2 separate regions of the Homo sapiens genome follow, and region 1 is linked to region 2. A link is a loop called in an ENCODE intact Hi-C map of the cell type or tissue named here. Cell type or tissue: CD4-positive, alpha-beta T cell. All regions are shown on one strand. Links, peaks and the distances in the headings refer to the core of each region. The heading gives the core; the rest is flanking DNA. Region 1 overlaps AGK-DT (AGK divergent transcript). Region 2 overlaps DENND2A (DENN domain containing 2A).

Region 1 (12,166 bases), core at 1,631-9,630, 1.0 Mb before region 2:
TACATTCCCTCAGTCCACCCCAACACCAGCCAATCACTAATCTTCTTTCTACCACTGTATGTTAATTTGTATCTTTTAGAGTTTTACATAAATGGAATTGTACAATATAGAACCTTTTGTTTCTGGCTTTTCTCTCAACACGGTTTTTTTTTTTTTTAAGATTTATCCATTGTGTGCTTCAGTAGTTTGCTCTTATTGATGACTAGTAGCCCATTGCATGGGTTTACTGCAATTTTTTTCATTCATTCACCTGTTGACAGACATTTAGGTTGTTTCAGGCTTTTTGCCATTATAAACAAAGGTGCATTCAACATTTGTATACAAGTCTTTTTGTGATATATGTTTATGTTTTTATTTCTTTTGGGTAAATACATAGGAAAGTGATGGCTGGGTTTTATGTAAGTGTGTTTAATTTCTTAAGACACTGTCAAACTAGTTTCCAAACTGGTTGCACTCCTTTACATTCCTGGAAGCAGGATATGAGACTTCCAATGGCTCCACATCCTCACCAGCACTTGGTATGTTAGTTTTAAAACTGAAGACATCCTAATATATCTAATCATCTGTGGAAGATATTGACAAAGCATCTGTTGAAATGTTTTGCCCATTTAAAAAATTCTTCTTATTGAATTGTTAAAGTTCTTTATATATTTTAGATACAAATCCCTTTCAGATATATTTTGCAAATATTTTCTTCCAGTCTATGTTGTGCTTTATTTTTATAACAGTGCTTTTTGAAAAGCAAAAGCTTTACATTTGGTGAAGTACAATTTATTGATTTTTTTTCTTTTATAGTTCATATTTGTAGGGCCCATTTAAGAGTTTTTTGCTTAATGCAATATCATTCCGATTTCTCCGATTTTTTTTTTCTTGCAGAAGTTTTATAATTTTTATTTTTATTTTTTGGTTAGGTCTATTACCTATTTTAAGTTAATATTTGTGAACTGTGTGAGGTAGGGGTTGAGGTTCTTTTTCCCATATGCCTCTCTTCAGTTGTTCCAATGTTATTTCTTTTCTTTTCTTTTCTTTTCTTTCTTTTCTTCCTTTTTTTTTTTTTTTTTCTTTTTGAAATGGAGTTTCTCTCTTGTCGCCCAGGCTAGAGTGCAATGGTGCGATCTCGGCTCACTGCTATCTCTGCCTCCAGTATTCAAGCGATTCTCCTGCCTCAGCCTCCTGAGTAACTGGGATTACAGGCACATGCCACCATGCCCAGCTAATTTTGTATTTTTAGTAGAGATGGGGTTTCACTATGTTGGCCAGGCTGGTCTCAAACTCCCGACCTCAGGTGGTCCACCCGCCTTGTCCTCCCAAAGTGCTGGGATTACAGGCATGAGCCATGGTGCCTGGCCCAACATTATTTCTTAAAATGCCATCCTTTCTTCCACTGACTTACCTTGGCAAATCATTGAACCATGTATGTATGGAGTTTTTCTGGATTCTTTACTCTGTTTTATTGATCTGTATGTCCATCTTTATGCCAATACCATGCTATCGTGATTAATAAGGCTCTTTAGTAAGTCTTGAAATTGGCTAGTTTAAGTCCTCAATTTTGTTCTCTTTTCTCAAAATATTTTGGCTATTCTAAGTCCTTCGAATTTCTATACAGAGTTTAGAATCATCTTGTCAATTTATTTTTTGTCTACAAAAAATAAAACTGTGCTTGTGATCCAGATTATGTTGAATTTATAGACCAATTTAAGATTTAATCATTTTATAAAATTGAGTCTTCCGATTTATAAATATGGTATTTATCTCCATTTATTTGGGTATTATTTCATTTTTCTTAGTAATGTTTCTTAAGTTTAAGTGTACATGTCTTGCACCATATTTTGTTAAATATATTTCAGTGTTTTCCACTGTTTAGTACTGTTATACATGGTATTGTTTAAATTTCCATTTCCAATTGTTGATTACTAGAATATAGATATACATTTTTTTTTTTTTGAGATGGAGTTTCACTAATGGCGCAATCTCGGCTCACTGCAACCTCCACCTCCTGGGTTCAAGCGATTCTCCTGCCTCAGCCTCCCGAGTAGCTGGGATTACCGGCGCCTACCACTATGCCCAGCTAATTTTTTGTAAATTTAGTAGAGACAGGGTTTCACCATGTTGGCCAGGCTGGTCTCGAACTCCTGACTTCAGGTGATCCACCCACTTTGGCCTCCCAGAGTGCTGGGATTATAGGCATGAGCCACTTTGACCGGCCTAGATTACTTTTTTTTTTTTTTTTGAGACAGTTTCACTCTTGTTGCCCAGGCTGCAGTGCAATTGCACGATCTCGGCTCACAGCAACCTCCACCTCCTGGGTTCAAGTGATTCTCCTGCCTTAGCCTCCCGAGTAGCTGGGATTACAGGCATGCACCACCACGCCCGGCTAATTTTGTATTTTTAGTAGAGACAGGATTTCTCCATGTTGGTCAGGCTTGTCTCGAACTCCCGACCTCAGGTGATCTGCCCACCTCAGCCTCCCAAAGTGCTGGGATTATAGGCATGAGCTATGGCTCCCAGCCTAGATATACTTTTTTTTTTTTTTTTACATTCATGTAAAAAATGGATACTGTAACTTTACTAAATACACTTCCTTGGTATAGTACATTTTGTAGTTGTTAGGATTTTCCATGTATGCAATCATGTCATATGCAAATAAGGGCAGTTTTACTTTTTGCTTTTCAATCTCAATATTTTTTATCTCTTTATTTCTTTATATTATCAATTAGTATTTAAGGGGACTATTGCATAGAATTGGTGAGAGTAGATATTCTTGTCTAGTTCCTGATTTGGGGAGAAAAGCATTCTGAATCTCACCGTTAAGAGTTATCTTAGCTATATATTTTTCATAGGTGCTCTTCATCAGGTTAAGGAAGTTTCTTGCATTTCTAGTTTTCTGGGAGTTTTTATCATGAATCGTTGCTGTATTTTTTTGGCATCTATCTGTCTGCTCCTATGCTAGATTTAGGACTGGGATGAGAGTCCCAGTATAAATAGCACTGAATCCACTGGCAGAGGCTATGTGACACAGGAAAATGGAACAGACAAGCTTGGGGTTACAGACTCAGACAGTCATTGACGCTCTTTCTCCCAAACCTCCCTGAAGCTATTTGAAATTTTCCAGTTAAAGGAGGCTTAATTATTCCCATCACAAATACTCCTGAAGCACAAAGGACTCATAATATAATGAATATCAATTTGGTTAGATTGTTTTCCTAACATCAAACTGACAAGCACTGAGGAACTCGGAAGAGGTGTGAGAGGTAACGTTGAAACCCAGTAAGCCCTGGGAGGGGCAGGTTAAGATGAGCCAGCAGAGCGGGAAGCAATCCAAGAAGAGGAGAGAGATGTCAAAGAAAGGAAGAGAGAGGAGGCCATAGATACGTTTTACATTCTCATTGAGAGCCCTGGTGATAACCATTATGCCACTGAAATCCTGTTCTCCTACATTAATTCTTTCTTAAACAAGCAAGGTTACAAACAAGTATTTTAAAACAAAATTATGCTGTGAGCTGTTTTTGGCAAGTGTGCCCAAGGACTATTTTGGAAGACTGAATCCTCATTCAGTTCACAGCTATCTCTCTAGTCCAGATCGCTCCAATCAGGCTCTCCAGCATATTATCTTCCAGACCAGCACTAATCACTGTGTGCTTTATAGAGCACTATTTCAGAGGAGAGTTAATAGATATACGTACACACTCAAAAAAAAAAACCCCGAGAAAGAACAATAATTCCATGAGTGTTGCTAAACATGTATGTTTATATTAGAATTCAATAGGACTGTGGATATACAAATGAGCATAGTGAATTTTCAAAAGGATATTATAGTACACAGCATTGTATGTGGTATTTAAGTTGGAAATAAAACTCAGACTTCTGGACTTCGAGTCTAGTGGATTCAAGAGGTCTGGTAGAAATACTACTTGACTTCAAGACAGAAAGTCCACTTTCAATTTCCAGCTCTTCTGTTTAGTGTCTATCTAGGGGTGGTTATTTACAATTTCTGTCTTTCTTTCTTCATCTATATAAAGATAATTATTTGACTTACCTCATAGTGTTAATCATAAAGATTAAATTAGTATATGTAAAATCACCTAGTCAATATCTGATGCTGAATAAATGTAAGTTCTCCATTTAATTCCAAACCACATTCTCTTAAAGAAAAGGCAGATTTTAAAATTTCATTGTGAATTGTATAACTAATATAATCACCATGAATTATCAACAAATTAACTGCAATCTAATTAATATTTACAGTATTACATATAGAAACTGACCTAATTTAAGGTCAGTTAACAAGTAAAAGGAATATGAGTTAACATTATACATAAGATATTTAATGTATATATAACACATGAATTGCCATTCACATTATGAACATTCTAGGGAATTCTAGTTCCTGCATGAGACAGACAGAATGACCCAAGCCTTTAGGGGAACACTGTAGTTTGTGAGTTTAGAATAGAAATGAAGCTTATTGATCCATTGGTAGGAGAATATCAGTGCAATTGTAGCAAAACAAAGCAAATATTGAAAGAAAAGGGGTACTTTGAAGCAGCATAGCAAAAGAAAAGGCACACTCCACACAATTCAAGTTCTTGCCTCATATATTGGACATTTGACCTTGGACATTTCGTAGGGTTTTACTTGCTTTAAATATGAAATGGAAATAACACTTCCCCTGCCTGGCGGCAGGGGCTGGATCAGATTCTCTTTTTCCCTTCTTGGTGCTGCATTTCCTTTGCACGGCTTTAACTTTTGATCTTGGCCTCATTGTCCAAAACTACTCAATGTCCAAAACTGCAAAACGGTATGGGCAACTACAAAATCCTACTACTAACTGTGTATGTAATTGCTGAGATTAAGTTTTGTGACTTAGAATTCTCTGATGTGAATCCTAAAGCTCTCAATTTGCTCATTATGCCCACATAGTCTCTTATCTTAGACCTTAAGAGGAAAGTTTTAATCCTTGCAGCTTTAAACCAAGGCATTTGAATCTTAGTCGGTTGCTTTGGTAGTGCAGCCAGCCTGAAGAGCACACCACTAGGTGGCGCTGAAGATCCGGCTGTAGAAGGAGAATTGTCCATAAACAGAAAAGCGTTTTTCCCTCTGGGTTCCTCTATTAGCCAGCGCCAGCCTAGTGTTTGCTTTATTGTCAGGGATCTTGGAGATGTCTTGGCTTGAGTCTGACGCAAATAGTCCCCCTGCAGTGCTCAGCAGTTTGTAAAGGGGGTCTGGGGCCTGGCAATAGTCTCTCAAAGGCCTTATGAAAAGATCATTAATGACCCTCACTTTCTGCCTCCTCCCTCCACCTTCCCTCAGTCCCCAAGTCTGGCGGCCTATCCTGTGCTTCTTCAACCATTCATTCAAGCATCTACTGCATGCTTTTTTTTTTTTTTTTTTTTTTTTTTTTTTTTTTTTTTTTTTTTTTTTTGAGACGGAGTTTCGCTGTCGTCACCCAGGCTGGAGTGCAATGGTGCGATCTCGGCTCACTGCAACCTTCGCCTCCCAGGTTCACTGCTTCAGCCTCCTGGATAGCTGGGATTACAGGCACGCGCCATCACGCCCAGCTAATTTTGGATTTTTAGTAGAGACAGGGTTTCACCATGTTGGCCAGGCTGGTCTCGAACTCTTGACCTCAGGTGATCTGCCTGCCTCGGCCTCCCAAAGTGCTAGGATTACAGGCGTGAGCCACCACACCCAGCCTATTGCATGCTCTTATGGATCAGGCATACAGCTAGTAGTGCTGTGGTTTGAGAGACACATAACTTTAGCATTTCTTTCTCGATCTGCCATTAGTACCGAACCCAGGTACGGTGCATTAGGGTGACTGCTCAGGCTCTGCACTTAGGGGATCAGGCTGCTGGCAGCTAAGCTGTATTTCAAGGATGGGATAGAGTGGATATATTGTGTTTCTTATATTTACAACCAGCCCAGAATCCCTCCCTCCTCCAAAACACAACATCTGCATGAGGGCCTATAGCCTCCGTCCATCCTCCCATATCCATCTTCCATTCTTCACCTTTTTTTTTCTCTTTCGCATAGCTCTTGATACTATTTTAATTGAACTCTAAGGCAATGTAGTCTTTGGTCATTTTTTTTTAAGTAAAAAGTCTGTTGGGAATACACTTATAAATTGGAATATTACTCAGCAATGAAAAGAAATGAGCTATCAACCTATCAATTAAAAGACATGGAGGTGACTGGGTGCTGTGGCTCATGCCTGTAATCCCAGCACTTTGGGAGGCTGAGACACGCAGATCACTTGAGGTCAGGAGTTCAAGACCAGCCTGGCCAACATGGTGAAATCCCCATTTCTACTAAAAATACAAAAATTAGCCAGGTGTGGTGGTGTGCACCTGTAATCCCAGCTACTTGGGAGGCTGAGGCAGAAGAAATGCTTGAACCCAGGAAGCGGAGGTTGCAGCCTGGGTGACAGAGTGAGACTCCATCTCAAAAAAAAAAAAAAAAAGAAAAAAAGACAAGACAAGACATGGAGGAAACTTAAATGCATATTGCCAAGTAAAGGAAGCCAATCTGAAAAGGCTACATACTGTATGATTCCAACTATATGATGTTCTGGGAAAGACAAGGCTATGGAGACAGTAAAATGATCAGAGGTTGCCAGAGGTTCAGGGGGAGAGAGGAGGAGATAAATAGGCAGAACACAGGGGATTTGTGGGGCAGTGAAACTATTCTGTGTAATACCATAGTGGTGGATACGTGTCATACATTTGCCAAAACCCACAGAATGTACAACACAAAGAATAAACCCTAATGTAGACTATGGTTGTTAATTAATAATGATATAGCAATATTGGCTCTTCAATTGTAACAAATTGTTGCAAGGAGTTAATAATAGGGGAAACGGGATGAAGTAGAGAATATATGGGGACTCTACTTTCTGCTTAATTTTTCTGTAAACTAGAAAAGTCGATTAATTTTTACAAATGCCTGAGAGGGGCTGGGCGCAGTGGCTCACACCTGTAATCCCAGCACTTTGGGAGGCCGAGGCGGGTGGATCACCTGAGGTCAGGAGTTCGAGGCCAGCCTGACCAACATGGTGAAACCCATCTCTACTAAAAATACAAAAAATTACCTGGGTGTGGTGGTAGGCACCTGTAATTCCAGCTACTTGGGAGGCTGAGGCAGGAGAATTGTTTGAACCTGGAGGCGGAGGGTTCAGTGAGCCGAGATGGTGCCACTGCACTCCAGCCTGGGTGACAGTGTGAGACTCCGTCTCAAAAAAAAAAAAAAAAAAAAAATGAAAAGCCTGAGAAGAAAAGCCTCATATTTACATGGTGCTTTACAGTTTTCAGATTACTCCATTTGATTCTCACAAGAACATCGTAAATGGAAAAGACTAGAATTGCCCTGAGTTCACAGATTGGTCATCGAGGTCAAAGAAATCAAGTGACTTCTGGAGGCCACACAGCTAATAAACAGCAAGGCAATGACTTGAACCCAGGTCTTCTGGTTCCAGGTCCAGAGCTCTTTTCTCTATATTCTAAACACTTGCAAGCAGGGGAAATGTTATCAGTCCCCTACACTCTCCAGTGACTATTCTGTGTCTTTCCTAGGGTTTTAGGTGAGCTCAATTTGATAGAGGTATACAACATAAAGTATAACTCAAGACTTCACACTAAGGCTGACATGATTTAATGCAAGGATCTCATGCAGAAAACAGCATCTTCAATGTACTTTCTTCTCCCAACACTACCACCCATTCTTTCCTCCAGTGTCTTTTGGGATTTTAGCTTCCTCTACACTTTTAGGATAATCCATTATAGCAGGAATGAAAGCAGAGAGACCAGCTAGAAGAGGCTAGGGACAATTTTATATAACCCTGTACTGAGAATGTGGGATTGTTCCCTTAAGAAAACCACAGTGGCTTGTGATGGGATCTGGGCCTTCTAGAAGGCATCATCCCAGGGTAAATCATTGTTAGCTCTGAGACTGCATAGAACAAGTTTTCAACAGTGACACCTCGTGATACTGAGAATCAATAGCAATAGAAGACTGGAGACCCTAATTTTCTCTTTTGGGGGGGTTATGGAGACCATCCTGACTCCTCTGGAGGCTGTATAAACCTCCAGAATTCCTCAACATGGTGGACGAGGGGAATGAAAGTTCCCAACACAGGCACCTGCTTTCAGCAAATTAGTCATTTGGCCCCTTGTGCAATTGAATAGAAAAATAAAAGAGATTGTGGTCATGTTTGCACTTTGAGGTTGGCGAGCAGTTCACAAAAACTACAGCAAGGAATGTGTAATCCGGAAAGACACATTTTGGAAAGGACTGAAGTAGATTGGGAATGTCCATATAATGACCAGGGCAAAGCGGATGCAATGGAAGTGTCGTCTGACTGTGATTCTTATGTGGTGGCTGTCTCTATTGCGGTATGTTCTGGCCAGCCTCAGGAAGGTGGATGAAACTTAAGTAAGTAGAGATGTGGCCTGAAAGGGGAAGACCAATCTAGAAAGTGAAGAGATTACTGGTGAAATGTCTCTGGAAAGTGGAACTTTTCCTATGAGAAATAGACTGTGGTTTAGAAAGTCATAGCAAAGGTAACTTTTTTTTTTTTTTTTTGAGATGGAGTCTTGTTCTGTTGCCCAGGCTGGAGTTCAATGGCATGATCTTGGCTCACTGCAACCTCTGCCTCCCAGGTTCACGTGATTCTCCTGCCTCAGGATCCCGAGTAGCTAGGATTACAGGCACCTGCCACAACGGGCCTGCCTAATTTTTGTATTTTTAGTAGAGACAGGGTTTCACCATGTTGGCCAGGCTGGTCTCAAACTCCTGACCTCAAGTGATCCACCTGCCTCAGTCTCCCAAAGTGCTAGGATTACAGGCGTGAGCCACCATGCCCAGCCTATCAAAGGTAACTTATTTTCACATTTGTTACCCACAGTTTTGAGGAACAGTAGGGAACAGGAAAGATACAGCCTCGTTTGCATGGAGTCTGTGACATTCTGAGGGGGAAGTTAGATGTTCTAATGGGGAGCACAGCCCAGATGAAAATGACAGCCCAGATGAGCTGCTATTTCTTTCACCTTGCCCAGCCCACCAGACTTCTACCATTGCTATTGCTGAGAGAGAGCCGTGCACCCTTGTTACACATTGAGTTGTGTTCCCCAAAAAGACCCATTGAAGTCCTAACCCCCACTGCCTTGTTTATTTGGAAATAGGGTCTCTGCAGCTACAATTATTTAAGATGAGGTCATATAAGGAGTAAGGTGAGCTCTTAATCTGATCCGACTGGTGTCTTTTTAAGAGGCAGGGAGAAAGACACATGGGCAGGAGAATACCACATGGAGACACAGACACACGAGGGGAGGATGCCTGCTGACCATGGAGGCAGAAGTGGGACTGACGCATCGATCAGCTGAGGGATGCCAAGCACTGCCAGCAAACACCAGAGGCTTGATGGGGGCGAGTATTCTCCTGTGCAGGTATCAGAGGGAGCCTGGCCTTGCAGATACCTTGATTCCTGACTTCTGGCCTCTAAAATGGTGAGAGAATGAACTTCTGTTGTTTTAAGCCCCCCAGGTTTGGTACTTTGTTATGATGGCCCTGGGAAACTAGCACAGCTCTCATCTCTTGCCCTAAGTGAACTTATCCATCTCCATAATTTAAAAACCATCTGTTTGCTGATGATTCCCAAGTAATACAGTAAAGCTACATTAGATGAAAAGTGATTCAACTCTAGTCACTTGACAAAAAAAAAAGCCAACCCTACTTTTTCCATATTTCCATTTCTACAAACCAGACTTTGACTTCGCTTAAACCGGAAAAGATACTGTTGGAGAGGAGGGGAGATGGGAGAAGTTGTGGCCACACATCAGGGAGAAAAACAAGTTAACTCCTATCTTTTGAGTTTCCAAAGACTCAGGTCCACAGCTCTAAGGGTTTTTGAAGGATGATTTTTAATTGTTTATTCTTTGGCCTTACATGCTGACTTTACAAATTAACACTGAAGTCAGATGAGATTCTACTACATCTCTAGCCGACACCTCATCTTTCACTCCAGCTTGTATGACTGGCTGCTGAACACATCTAGTTGGGTGTCTCACACACATCTCAAACCAGCATGTTCAAAACTAAGTTCTAGATTTGCCTCCCTAACCAGTTTATCCCCTATTTCCATCACCACCATGCTAGTCCAAGGGATTACACTTCCCTTCTGGAAGTTTTTGGAAATAGCCCCGTTGCAATTCCCGCCTTCACATTTGCCTCCAACAGTCTATTCTCCACTTAAGGAGTTGCATCATAGCTACCCTGCTTAAAATCTTTAAAAAAAACCTTCCCAATGCCCTTACAGTAGTCTCTTAAATCCTAAGCCACAAGCCCCTATGCAATCTAGCCCCTGCCTACTCTCCAGCTTTGCCATGGGTTACTCTCCCTGTCACTTACTGCATTCCAATCATCCTGGCTTCTTTCCTTCTTTTCAAACATGCCAAACTCTTTCCCACCTAATTCCCTGTCCCAGCAGAGGGAACAGCACATGTGAAGGCATTTCCATGGCTGGCTCCTTCTCTGCCTTGGATCTTAACTTGAAACTCATCCCCTTGGAGAGATCTTTCCTAACTCCTTAGTCTACAGTAGGGGCTCCTGCACTTGTCTCTCATGGCACTCTGTTCTTTCCTTTAAGTACTTACTATAATTTGCAATATATATTTATGTGTTAGTATCAGCTGCTCCCCCTTCCATGCCCTATGCCCCATCCTGCCCAGACTATAAGGTCTTTGGGGACATGTCTGTCTTGTTCATCAGTATATATTTGGTGTTGGGCACATATTAAGTGCTAGAGAAAGTTGAAGGAATGAATGAATTATACAGTTAAAATTTCACAATTGTGGTAAGTCCTGGAAAGGACAAATAAGGGTTGTTTGCTCTGAGAACAAACTTTAACACAACTTGACCAAGGCTGGGATTATTGGAGGGCTGGTCTGGGGAAGTGATGCTTAAGTTGAGACCCAATGGGCTGGTATCACACAGAAAGCCTTCACAACTCAGGGGAGCAGTGTGTGCAAAGGCCCTGAGGTGGAAAGGAGCACAGTATGTTCTAGGATCTGAAAGGGAGAACTCAAAGCAAGAAGGAGAAAGATTCTAGAAGACGCTGGTGAGGCAGGCTGGAGGCTGACCCGGAAAGACCTTCAGGAGATGTGGAAGAGTTTGGAGTAATGAGAAGCCATTTTAAGTACAGGAATGATTCCATCGAATTTGTGTAAGATCAGTCTGGCCGCTGGGTGGAGGCTTTCTAAGATGGGGTTGAAGAGGGATGGGGAGGAGTAAGGAAGGCTGTAGAATGACCAGGAGTCCACAGGAGGCAATGTGAGAAATTGTGGCTTGAACTAGGCTGAGGGAAGCAGAGGTGAACAGACAATTTCCAAAGATACTTAGAAAGATATGCAAAGAAGACTAGGTCCTTGCCCTCAAGACTTACTTTTTCTGAGCATGGAAAGACACACAGAAAGAGGAATTGTAGGCTGGGCATGGTGGCTCACACCTGTAATCCCAGCACTTTGGGAGGCCGAGGCAAGCAGATCACGAGGTCAGGAGTTTGAGACCAGTTTGGCCAATATGGTGAAACCCCGTCTCTACTAAAAATACAAAAAAAAATTAGCCAGGTGTGGTGGTGCATACCTGTAGTCCCAGCTACTTGGGAGGGTGAGGCAGGAGAATCGCTTGAATCTGGGAGGTGGAGGTTGCAGTGAGCCAAGATTGCCTCACTGCACTCCAGCCCGGGTGATAGAGCAAGACTCCACCTCAAGAAAAAAAAAAAAAAAAAAGAGGAACGGTAAAGGGAAGAAACACAGAGGAAAAGAGGAAGAGGAAAGGATTAGGACCTGGTATAATAAATCCTGAAAGTATTAAAAAGGGAATTCTGGGAGGAGATAGTCTAATTGTGTCCTACCAAATGCTGGTGCTCGGATTCTCTTACAAAACCCCCCATGTAACACAGGAGCCCAACACATATTGGTTTACCACTGGAAATAATCATATTTTGCATTAATAGTTTTGGCCTTCAGCCCATCTTCATGCAGTTTCAGATCTGATTTTTTTTTTTTTTTTTTTTTTTTTTTTTTTGCAACTCAACAGATTGCATTGTTGGTTGCCTTTTAATTGTTGAATTGCTGTTCTTTATCTGCAGTCTCTGACTAGTAACCTTATTATA
Region 2 (12,166 bases), core at 2,102-10,101:
ATTTGCTAGAGAGGCCTAACTTCTATCAGATTTTGCAAGAAGTAATTATAGTAATTACAGAAAATTTCTCTGGGCATTCTGATGGATTACTTCCAAGTGTTGCCACATTGCTGAAAAGTTCAGTAGCATTAATGCTGTTTTTTATCATTACTTTCACTTCCTCAAGGCCCACAGGGTAGGCCCTTCCCAAGACCCTCCTGCTCTGAGGCCCTGATCCCAAAGCCAGCCTTAGATCACACAGGCCATCTGCCCTGGCCAGAATCCCCTGGTTACCAGAATCCACTAGCTACCCTACAGGATGGAGCAGTGGAAATCATCTATTGAGTATCCTCTCAGTGCCAAGCCCTTTCACAGGGTAATTGTAGTCCATTGTAGCTTCACAACAAGGTACAGATTGATTGGTAGTCCATTTTACAAGTGGGGAAAACGAGGCTCCCGTTGCTTGTAAAAAGTAGGCTCGGCCAGGTGCAGTGGCTCACGCCTGTAATCCCAGCACTTTGGGAGACCAAGGTGGGCGGATCACCTGAGGTCAGGAGTTCGAGACCAGCCTGGCTAACATGGTGAAACTAAACTACTAAAAATACAAAACATTAGCCAGGAGCGGTGGCACGCGCCTGTAGTTCCAGCTACTTGGGAGGCTGAGGCAGAATTGCTTGAATCCGGGAGGCAGAGGTTGCAGTGAGCCAAGATCATGGCATTGCACTCCAGACTATGCGACAAGAGTGAAACTCTGTCTCAAAAAAAAAAGTAGGCTCAAGATTGAAACCTCAGACCTCTGGCTTTCAGTTGTATTCCTTCCATGAAACTGGAGACTGAGCCAGGCCTGCCCTGCAGTGGCTCCAGTGTGTCCTATGGCCAAGACGCAGCCACCGTGCCCATAAGCCCACCTGCTACCTCTGCTTTCCAGATGGACGATGAGGACTCCATCCTGCCCCGGAAGCTTCAGGTGGCCCTGGAACACATTCTGGAACAGAGGAACGAGCTGGCTTGTGAGCAGGACGAAGGGCCCCTAGACGGCAGGCACGGTAAGTGTTCAGCCACCTCCCAGTGGGTCTCTCCCTTCCACTCTGAGGGTCAGGGAACAAATGGGCAGTGGCCAAGGGCCAAGTAGGAATATGGGCAAGGGAGACATAAGGAGAGAAACCAGGGCCTCATTCTGTTTATCTGGATTTCATTCCCACAGTGAATTGTGGGAAAGATTTTCCCACCTCCCCCATTTTGGCCTTAAAGTACCTGTTTAAAAGGGGGGCGTGGAAATTATCTGGGCATGGTGGCACATGCCTGTGGTCCCAGCTACCCGGGAGGCTGAGGCAGGAGGATCCCTTGAGCCCTGGAGGTTGAGGCTGCAGTGAGCCACACCACTGCACTCCAGCCTGGGCAACAGAGTGAGATCCCATCTCAAAAAATCAAAAATTAAAAACTGTGGCCAGGCACAGCAGCTCACACCTGTAATCCCAGCACTTTGGGAGGCCGAGGCAGGTGGATCACCTGAAGTCAAGAGTTCGAAACCAGCCTGGCCAATATGGTGAAAACACGTCTCTACTGAAAATACAAAAATTAGCTGGCCATAGTGGCAAGCGCCTGTAATCCCAGCTACTCGGGAGTCTGAGGCAGGAGAATCGCTTGATCTAGGAGGCAGAGGTTGCAGTGGACCGAGATCACACCACTGCACTCCAGCCTGGGAGACAGAGCAAGACTCTATCTCAAAAAAAATAAAAGGCTGGGCACAGAGGCTCATCCCTGTAATCCCAGCACTTTGGGAGGCCGAGGTGGGCAGATCACTTGAGTTCAGAAGTTCGAGACCAGCTTGGCCAACATGGTGAAACCCCATCTCTACTAAAAATACAAAAATTAGCTGGGCGTGGTGGCGCATGCCCATAATCCCAGCTACTCGGGAGGCTGAGGCAGAGGGATTGCTTTAATCCAGGAGGCAGAGGTTGCAGTGAGTCAGGATTATGCCACTGCACTCCAGCCTGGGCAATGGAGTGAGACTCCATCTCAAAAAATAAAAACAAAATAAAAATAAAAACTTTTTTAACAATTTAAAATTTAAAAAATTAAGCATGGAAAGAAATGTCTTAATAACCTGGGTAACCCTCCTCCTGGATAATCGCAGTTTCCATCAAGGGAACTAGCAGTTACTGTTCTTTGATTACCAATTGGCTTGTCTCAAGGGCTCTGGCCCAGCCTGTCTGCCCTCACCGTTCCTGGCCTTTCCTCCCCTTACTCAGGTCCAGAGTCCAGCCCCTTGAACGAGGTGGTGTCTGAAGCCTTTGTCCGCTTCTTCGTGGAGATTGTGGGACACTACTCTTTGTTCCTGACGTCGGGCGAGCGTGAGGAGAGAACCCTGCAGCGGGAGGCCTTCCGCAAAGCTGTCTCCTCCAAGAGCCTCCGCCACTTCCTGGAGGTCTTCATGGAGACTCAGATGTTTCGGGGCTTCATCCAGGAGCGGGAGCTGCGCCGGCAGGATGCCAAAGGTGAGGGGCATCTTCTCTGTTGGGGCCGAGTCAGCTAGAGCTCCCTATATTCCAGGCGGCTGATGAGTAGGGAGAAAGATCACAGGGCAGGGGCACAGACAGGACTGTGTCCATCTCCCCCAGAGAGCTTGCAGTTATGCCCTGACTGAGCTGGTAGGAAGGCCCCCTCTCCTGGCTTCTCTGTTCCCTCTGCCAGCCTCTCCCAGAACCACATTCCAGTGTCTGTGGCAGGGTCTCCTTCTATCCCATTCTTTCCAAATTGATGAAATTCTCAGGCTGGGCACAGTGGGTGACTCACGCCTATAATCCCAGCACTTTGGGAGGCCAAGGCATGCAGATCACTTGAGGTCAGGAGTTCAAGACCAGCCTGGACAACATGGTGCAACCCCTTTTCTACAAAAATGTTTTAAAAAATTAGATCGGTGTGATGGTGTGTGCCTGTGGTCCCAGCTCCTCAGGAGACTGAGGTGGGAGGATCACTTGAGCCTGGGAGGTGGAAGTTGCAATAAGCCGAGATCATGTCACTGCACTCCAGCCTGGTTGAGAGAGTGAGACTCCGTCACAAAAAAAAAAGAAAGAAAAAGAAAACTGATTGGAGAGTATGAGTTACATTTAAATCTCTCTTTACAGATCACTTGGTAAGAGAGGTGTGAGACACACAAGCTTAAAAGCTACTGGAAGCCGGGCATGGTGGCTCACGCCTGTAATCCCAGCACTTTCGGAGGCCAAGGCAGGCGGATCACCTGAGGTCAGGAGTTGGAAATCAACCTGGCCAACGTGGTGAAACCCTGTCTCTACTAAAAATAAAGAAAATTAGCCAGGCGTGGTGGTGTGCGCCTGTAATCCCAGCTACTCAGGAGACTGAGGCAGGAGAATCGCTTGAACCCAGGAGGCAGAGGTTGCAGTGAGCCGAGATTGCACCATTGCACTCCAGCCTGGGCAACAAGAATGAAACTCTGTCTCAGAAAAAAAGAAAAAAAAAAACTACCTGGAAAAAGCCGGGCGCTGTGGCGCGCGCCTGTAATCCCAGCACTTTGAGAGGCCGAGGCGGGCAGATCACCTGAGGTCAGGAGTTCGAGACCAACCTGGCCAACTTGGTGAAACCCTGTCTCTACTAAAAATACAAAAATTAGCTGGGCATGGTGGCAGGCGCCTGTAATCCCAGCTACTCAGGAGGCTGAGGCAGGAGAAGCGCTTGAACCCAGGAGGCAGAGCTTGCAGTGAGCCACAGTGGCACCATTACACTCCAGCCTGGGTGACACAGCGAAACTCTATCTCAAAAAAAAAAAACCCTGGAAAGAACCCTCTGTCCATGAAAGATCAGTCAGCAATGAAGACAGAGTGCCTGAAGCTCAGACCCCAGGGGTCTGAGAAGCGGCTTAAGAGATGGCCTATCCAGCCATCCTCCCTCCACACCTCCACAGAGGGACTCCTGGAAAACTAAGCCACTTGGCCAGGGCCCTCGTACAGGAGAATGCAGGGAAATGGGAGAGCACAGACACCCCTCCCAAGCCAGGACAGTCCGGTTCAACTTTTTTTTTTTTTTTTGCGACGGAGTTTCACTCTTGTTGCCCAAGCTGGAGTGCAAAGGCGTGACCTTGGCTCACTGCAACCTCCGCCTCCCGGGTTCAAGCGATTTTCCTGCCTCAGCCTCCCGAGTAGCTGGGATTATAGGCGTGCACCACCACACCTGGCTAATTTTTTTGTATTTTCAGTAGAAAGAGGGTTTCACCATGTTAGCCAGGCTGGCCTCGAACTCCTGATCTCAGGTGATCTGCCCACCTCAGCCTCCCAAAGTGCTGGGATTACAGGCGTGAACCACCATGACTGGCCACTCCGGTTCATCTTTAAAACTGCCCGCCTGGCACAGTGTAGACGCTCGGAAGGCGTTTGTTGAATAAAAATAGGATTTCATCTATGAGGTGGCTTTATAGCTTTCCAAAGGGAGTTACTGCACAGGTGGGGCAATTATAAGAGCAATAAAATCCTTATAAAACCTCCTGATTCAGAGCATGTTTATAGGAGCAGCTTAGTCTCAGAAACAAGGTTTCTCTTTTCTCTGGTAGGGAGGAAATGGACACATTTAGAAGTGCAAAGACCAAGAACTCAAATGGCTGGGATTTCTCTTGTTAACAGGTCTGTTTGAGGTCCGAGCCCAAGAGTATCTGGAAACACTCCCCAGTGGAGAGCACAGCGGTGTCAATAAGTTCCTGAAGGGACTAGGTAAGGCCCCGGGCTCTGGGTGCCCAGCCTGTGTGCCTCTGAGCTGTCTGTCTCGGAGTCCCAGCCGGTTCCCTCCACTGGAGCCAGCGCCCTGAATAATGCAGAGCTCTACGGCCTGCGCTGGGCAGATGCTACTGGCATTTTAACCTCCTGTTCTAATCTGTCCCCAAAGAGAAAACAAAGGAAACGCTGCCCCCAGCACCTCCTTTTCTGGGTCCCCGGGCTTTCTTGCTGTCTTCTTTCTCTATGATCTCCTGCACTGTTAAATCTCAGAGGAACTGAGCTGAGGGAGCATGGCGGGAACCAGACAAGGACGTCTGGCAAGAAAGACTCGCACTGGTGTCCAAATTCCTCTGGAAAGTAGAAACGTGACACTTACAAGGACTGTAGTTTAATCAGTGAAAAGGCCCTTAAAGGGAAAGGGAGAATGAAGACAGCCAAAAAAGAGGACGGAGGCCCCAGTAGGGAGGTGTCTGCAGCAGTGAGGCCCTCCCAGAGGGCCTGTGAAGGGCGCCATATCTGTGCCTCCTGCAGGACGGAGGGCTACCTGGAAGCAGAGTGTTTTAAATACACACAGCATTGCTGGGCACTTTCTCCTCCCCTGGCTCCTGAGGGATGTGTTAATTCGGTGCTTCCTTTATTACCACAGAAGCAGCCAGCCCTCCTAGACAGCTCTGATGGTCTTCCTTTCAAACCCCCTCAAGTCTGAGGAAGACCCCACGGGGATCTCTGGAAAGAACAAAGCCCCTTTGGCTTCTCCAGAGCAAGGGATGAGGCTCCCTGGGGTGGCGTGGGGGCCCCGTTACCCGCACCACTTCTGGGTGGAAAGGGCAAGATTTATCTCACCCTCCTTTGTCTGCCTTGTGAAATGTTCTCATTTTCCTTTTTTTTAGGCAATAAAATGAAATTTCTCCACAAGAAATAACTCTCAGCCTCAAGGGAAAACTTCCTCCTAGTGCAGCCCTATGCTTTAAAAACAGTTCCTGGTGGCCTTTCTGAAAGGCTGGGTCCCAGGTTGTCACGGTGCGGAACTGGAGGCCGCGGTGGCTTCTGGCCGAGGCTGGGCTCTTCCCTGGATGAGGACCTGGGAGCCGCCTGGGAGGACAGCCCCAGAAAGGGAGCCCGAGACCAGGCGTGTCGCCGACATGCAAATGGGTTGTTTTGGTGGTTGGGTTTTTTTTTTTATCTTAGATATTAAAAGTAAGAAAAATGTGTGGGTTTTCTGTTTATTATGCCAAGGCCAAGAGGAGCCTGTCCTGCCCTACACGTTCCCCTCGTTCGTCCCATCCGGCCGCTCAGCAATGGAGCTAAGAGGAGTGGTGATGGGCAACAGAAATGAGGTGCTCCTCGGAGCGGGACTGACGACACATGAGGACTGTGAGGGGAGGAGGCGGAGCCGGTGCCTCGGGTTCAGGGAGTGAGGCCTCCTAGTGAAAGGCTGGGCCCTTGCCCTAGAGTGGAGGCTAGGGAGGAACGGGAGCTGTAGACGGATGTGGCTTCCCAGACACGCTGCTCTTCCAGAAGGGACAGTGATGCCACCTGGTGGCCGAGGCCATGGACGTCTCTCTTCCCAAATGGACCTGACTCTTCTTGACTGCCTTGTTCTCTTAGAAGAAGCCATGGAACTGTCCACTGCCTGAGTAGTCCCTGGCTTTTAGAGGCACACACACAAAAAGAGGTCAGTAAACTGTTCTAGGGGTCTTCAAGTTTACGACACTGCTCACGGCCCACCTTCCAACACATAGCCACAACTTTGACCCCGTTCCCATCTCATTCCAGGGGCCCAGAGCAGCATTAATGCAATAGTGGATGTGCACTGCCTGTACACGGTGGGGGGCGGGGGGACCTTTTGCGGCTGATGGTAACAAGATGGAGGGTGAGAACGCTGGGGCGGCGTCATGAGCCGTGTGCAGCCAGAGAGGCAGCTTGCGTTTTCTGGACCAGAAGCAGGGAGGGTGTGGAGAAGGCCAAAAACCTCAGGGCGACCTAAGAGCTGTCCTGCAGCGGGGACAGTGGGGACAGCAGGGACAGCGGGGAGGCAGGAAAAGCCCCGAACACAGCTGAGGCAGGTTCTCAGAGCAAGCCTCAGGGCCACTACCAGGTGACCCCTGCCCTCAGCTCTCACCAGCGACCCTCACAGAAACACAAAAGGGAGGGGCGCCGACCTCAACAATGGCCCAGAGGGGCCATACTGCCTGGCAGGGGTTCTCAACCTTTAGGGAGCGGGAGCAAGGGGCCTTCCGAGGATAAATAGAAATGAGGAAAATGAGGGGAGGTGACCTCTCATCCTTCCTCTTAGCTGGAGTTATGGACCCCCTCGCCCCTCCAAGTTCTACCCAGGCTTTGGTGTGTCCATTACTTTTTCAGAGGTGAAGATCCACAGTTTACATCAAATTCTCAAAGATGCTCCCAGAATGGTAGAAACCAGGCTGTGCATAAAAATTAACCTGCCTGGCCGGGCGCAATGGCTCATGCCTATAATCCCAGCACTTTGAGAGGCCAAGGCAGGCAGGTGGATCACCTGAGGTCAGGAGTTCAAGATCAGCCTGGCCAACATGGCAAAACCCCATCTGTACTAAAAATACAAGAAAAACTTAGCCGGGCATCGTGGTGCGTGCCTGTAATCCCAACTACCTGGAAGGCTGAGGCAGAAGAATCGCTTGAACTGGGGAGGAGAAGGTTGCAGTGAGCCGAGATCATGCCACTGCACTCCAGCCTGGACAACAGAGCAAGACTCCTTCTCAAAAAAACTCTGGCTGGGTGTGTGTGGGTGGGGACTAGGGGGATGCCTGAATGAGAATCCCTGAATCCTTGAGTGTGGGGGTTCAGGAATATGTATCTAACAAGCTCCTTGGATTAGTCAAGTTTGTGTGTGGGCTCAGGAATATATGTATCTAGCAAGCTCCTCAGACTAGTCAACTTTCTTAATAGTCTGCATATTTGTATATTGCCCAGAAAGGGACACTTTTTGGAATATACTTTCTTTTTTTAACTTATTTCGCATTATATTGTTTACTTAATAACTCCAAGCAAATAAATGTACATCTTTATCAACATTCCCAATGACTGCATAATATTCCATTCTGTGGGGATACTAAAAGCTATTAGTTCATCAGCCTTTGGCTCTTTATACATGCAGGACGTTTCCAGTTTTTAACATCATAACATCGAAAACAGCATCTTTGTACAAGTATCTTAGCACACTTGCCCCATCTTAATTTTCATTTTTGCTTAAAGTAAAATATACATACTTTTTTTTAAATTTATTTACTTTTTTTTTTTTTGAGATGGAGTCTCGCTCTGTCCCCCAGGCTGGAGTGCAGCGGCACGATCTTGGCTCACTGCAACCTCCACCTCCCGAGTTCAAGCGATTCTCCCCCTTCAGCCTCCTGAGTAGCTGGGATTACAGGCGGGCGCCACCACACCTGGCTAATTTTTGTATTTTTAGCAGAGACGGTGTTTCACCATGTTGACCAGGCTGGTCTCAAACTCCTGACCTCAGGTGATCCGCCCGCCTTGGCTCCCAAAGTGCTGGGATTACAGGTGTGAGCCACCACGCCCTGCCAAAATATACATACTTTAAAAATACACATACAGATATTAGTGTACAGCCTAACAAACGTTCACAAATGACCATGTGAAAGTTGCCAGAATCAAAATGGAGCCACACAGACACACAAAATACTTGTGTGAGGACATCTGCCCAGCAACTGCCTGTCCAGCCTCAGACTGGCGCCAGCCTTGTTATGGATCCTTGTAGCCAAGGATAATGATCTCAAAACAATGTGATCCTCCCTACTTTTCCTTTAAAAACCCTGTCTTCCTTTACCTCCTTGAATATGCAGCACATAGTTTTTACTATGTCCTGTGTATTACCATTGCAATGGCTATTCTCAAATAAACATGGTTTTCTTTTAGGAAAAAAAAAGAAGGTGGGCACAGAGGTCCATGCTTATAATCCTAACACTTTGGGAGGCTGAGGTGGGAGGATCACTTAAGACCAGGAGTTCAAGACCAGCCTGGGCAACATAGTGGGTCCGCCCATCTCTACAGAAAATTTTAAAATTAGCCTGGCGTGGTGGCGCACTCCTGTAGTCCCAGCTACTCAGGAGGCTGAGGCAGGAGAATTGCTTGAACCCGGGAAGCAGAGGTTGCAGTGAACCGAGATTGCACCACTGCACTCCAACCTGAGTGACAGAGCAACCTGAGTGACTTTCAAAACAAAACAAAACATCACGCCTGTAATCCCAGCATTCTGGGAGGCTGAGGTGGGTGGATCACTTAAGGTCAGGAGCTCGAGACCAGCATGGCCAACATGGCAAACCCCCATCTCTACTAAAAATACAAAAATTAGCCAGGTGTGGTGGCGGGCACCTGTAATCTCAGCCACTCAGGAGGCTGACGTGGGAGGATCACTTGAACTCAGGAGGCAGAGGTTGCAATGAGCTGAGATCACGCCAGTGCACTCCAGCCCGGGCAACAGAGTGAGACACTGTCTCAAAAAAAAAAAAAAAAAAAGGAATATCAATGAAACGAGTGACAGCATCCAGGGCCACAGGGGTCACACCCTCAGGCATATCAAAGCTGGTAAATAGAATTTTTTTTTTTTTTTTTTGGTAGAGATGGGATCTCACTATGTTGCCAGGGCTGTTCTTTTTTTTTTTTTTTTTTTTGAGACAGAGTCTCAGTCTGTCGCCCAGGCTAGAGTGCAGTGGCGCTATCTCGGCTCACTGCAACCTCTGCCTCCCGGGTTCAAGCGATTCTCCTGCCTCAGCCTCCCGAGTAGCCAGGATTACAGGCGCCTGCCACCATGCCCAGCTAATTTTATTTTTAGTAGAGACAGGGTTTCACCATCTTGGCCAGGCTGGTCTTGAGCTCCTGACCTCGTGATCCACCCACCTCAGCCTTCAAAGTGCTGGGATTACAGGCGTAAGCCACCAACCACCAGGGCTGTTCTTGAACTCCTAGGTTCAAAAAATCCTCCTGCCTCAGCCTCCCAAAGTGTTGAGATTAAAGGCATGAGCCACCACGCCTGACCTGGTCTTTTTTCTTTTAAGTCCCATTGCTCTGGATACCTTGCATAGGCTTGAAAAGCAAATCCAAAGCGGTACACGGCAGGCCCCAAAGACCCTGAGGAGCCAAGCAAGCTGTGGGAGTGGGCTTTGGGAAGGACAAGATGAGTGGAAGCCGGAGACCTGTGCAAAGGTTCATAAGAAAAGCAAAAGTTACACATGCGGCCAACAAGCATATGAGAAAAAGTTCAGTATCACTGAACATTACAGAAACACACATCAAAACCACAATGAGATACCATCTCGCACCTCTCAGAATAGCTATTATTAAAAAGTCGGCCAATCATGATGGCTCATGCCTGTAATCCCAGAACTTTCGGAGGCCATGCATGGCAGGTGGAATACTTGAGGCCAGGAGCTCAACACCAGCCTGGGCAGAGGAGCGAGACCTCATCTCAATTGAAAAAAAAAAAAAAAAAGTCAAAAAATAACAGATGCTGGAGAGATTGCGGAGAAAAACGCTTAAACCAAGCTTATCCAACCCACAGCCCATGGGCCACATGCAACCCAGGACGGCTTTGAATGTGGCCCAACACAAATTCCTAAACTTTCTTCAAACATTTTGAGGGCTGGGTGTGGTGGCTCACACCTGTAATCCCAGCACTTTGGGAGGCCAAGGAAGGTGGATCACTTGAGGTCAGAAGTTAGAGACCAGCCTGGCCTGGCCAACATGATGAAACCCATGTCTACTAAAACTGAAAAAATAAATACAAAAATTAGCCAGGGGTGGTGACGCACACCTGCATTCCCAGCTACTCGGGAGGCTGAGGCACAAGAATCACTTGAACCCAGGAGGCTGAGATTGTGGTGGGTTGAGATTGTGCCATTACACTCCAGCCTGGCGACAGAGTGAGGATTCATCTCAAAAAAAAAAAAAAAAAAAAAAAAAAGCTTAGTACCTGGGAGATGAAATGATCTGTACAACAAATCCCAGTGACATGCATTTACTTTTTTTTTTTTGAGACAGAGTCTCGCTTCGTCGCCCAGGCTGGAGTGCAGTGGCATGATCTCGGCTCACTGTAAGCTCTGCCTCCTGGGTTCACACCATTCTCCTGCCTCCACACCATTCTCCTGCCTCAACCTCCCAAGTAGCTGGGACTACAGGTGCCCGCCACCACACCTGGCTAATTTTTTTGTATTTTTAGTAGAGACAGGGTTTTACCATGTTAGCCAGGATGGTCTCGATCTCCTGACCTCGTGATCTGCCCGCCTCCACCTCCCAAAATGCTGGGATTACAGGCGTGAGCCACTGCGCCCAGCTACATATTTTTTTTTTTTGAGATGGAGTCTCACTCTGTTGCCCAGGCTGGAGTGCAGTGGAGCAATCTTGGCTCACTGCAACCTCTGCCTCCTGGGTTCAAGCAATTCTCCTGCCTCAGCCTCCTGAGTAGCTGGGACCACAGGTGCCTGCCACCACGCCCGGCTAATTTCTGTATTTTTAATAGAGACGGGGTTTCACCATGTTGGCCAGGCTGGTCTCGAACTCCTGACCTCAGGTGATCCGCCCACCTCAGCCTCCCAAAGTGCTGGGATTACAGGCATGAGCCACCACGCCCGGCCACGAGTTTACTTATATAACAAACCTGCACATGTACCCTTGAACCTAAAATCAAAATTAAAAAAAAAAAAAAAAGCAAAGCAAAAGGCAAGTGAGCAGGGCCATGTACCTGCTGGCACCTGTGAAGGCCAATTAACTTCAGTCCACGGCTTGTACAGTGACCACACCCGGCCCTCACCCAGCACCTAGCTGGAGTTCAGCAGCCCAACCTCTGACTTCTTTCTGGCATGAACAGATGCTGGCAGCAGGCCAGGGAGCAAACTGTCTGACGTTTGATCAGCCCTGGGCTCCTTACCGGTCCCTCTTGCTCTCCTCGTCCTCTGCCCATCACCCCTTCCTGCCCCAGTATAATCCTAAAAGACCACACACTTAAGATCTGAAACCGGAACCTCACAACAGGTTGTCCCTCCCGCTATAGAGCTGATTCCAGTGCCCCTCACCCTGCCACCATCCCCCACCCCTGCCCTGGGGAAATGTGGACTGGGTTGTTTTTCTGTCAGAGAACTCCAGATTCACACGGACCTGCCCTTCTCTCTCACCAGCCCCATGGACAGGAGTGAAAGAGCTATTCAACAGGGCTGTGGGTGATTGAGGAGGACTACCCACAGGTTGAGGCTGCAGTGAGCCCTGATTGTGCCATTGCACTCCAGCCTGGGCAACAGGCTTTGTCTCAAAAACAAAACAACAAAAAAAGTTAAAAAAAAATTTTTTTTAAAGAGATGGGGCTATGAGAGCCAAGGGTAAAGCCACAGATGCCCCATATCTGGAGATGGAGGCCGTTCACCGAGGACGAAGGCCAAATGAGGGCCTGCCACATCAAGCAGAGGTGTCATCGA

What was found. Peaks named below come from ENCODE experiments on the same cell type or tissue, not always from the same donor. Only the 100,000 strongest peaks of a DNase experiment are listed, where the experiment ranks them.
Region 1: a loop joins it to region 2, with 13 times the contacts of the local background. A loop is called at or near these places in 10 of 110 quality-filtered maps.

Annotation. Positions count from the first base shown.
Region 1 is chr7:141,526,378-141,538,543 of GRCh38, reverse strand. The region is part of intron 1 of AGK-DT (AGK divergent transcript); the gene reads left to right. Among named protein-coding and RNA genes, the nearest start is that of AGK-DT, 19 kb to the left of the region's middle. In CD4-positive, alpha-beta T cell, for the core only: CTCF peaks have their summits at 4,813 and 5,017 (motif pointing right); a DNase peak (open chromatin) is centred at 5,033.
Region 2 is chr7:140,512,166-140,524,331 of GRCh38, reverse strand. DENND2A (DENN domain containing 2A) reads left to right here. Exons shown (of 20, transcript NM_015689.5): 17 at 908-1,025; 18 at 2,232-2,477; 19 at 4,614-4,700; 20 at 5,594-5,912. The coding sequence ends at 5,625. Among named protein-coding and RNA genes, the nearest start is that of MKRN1, 39 kb to the right of the region's middle. In CD4-positive, alpha-beta T cell, for the core only: CTCF peaks have their summits at 6,022 and 6,223 (motif pointing left); a DNase peak (open chromatin) is centred at 6,221.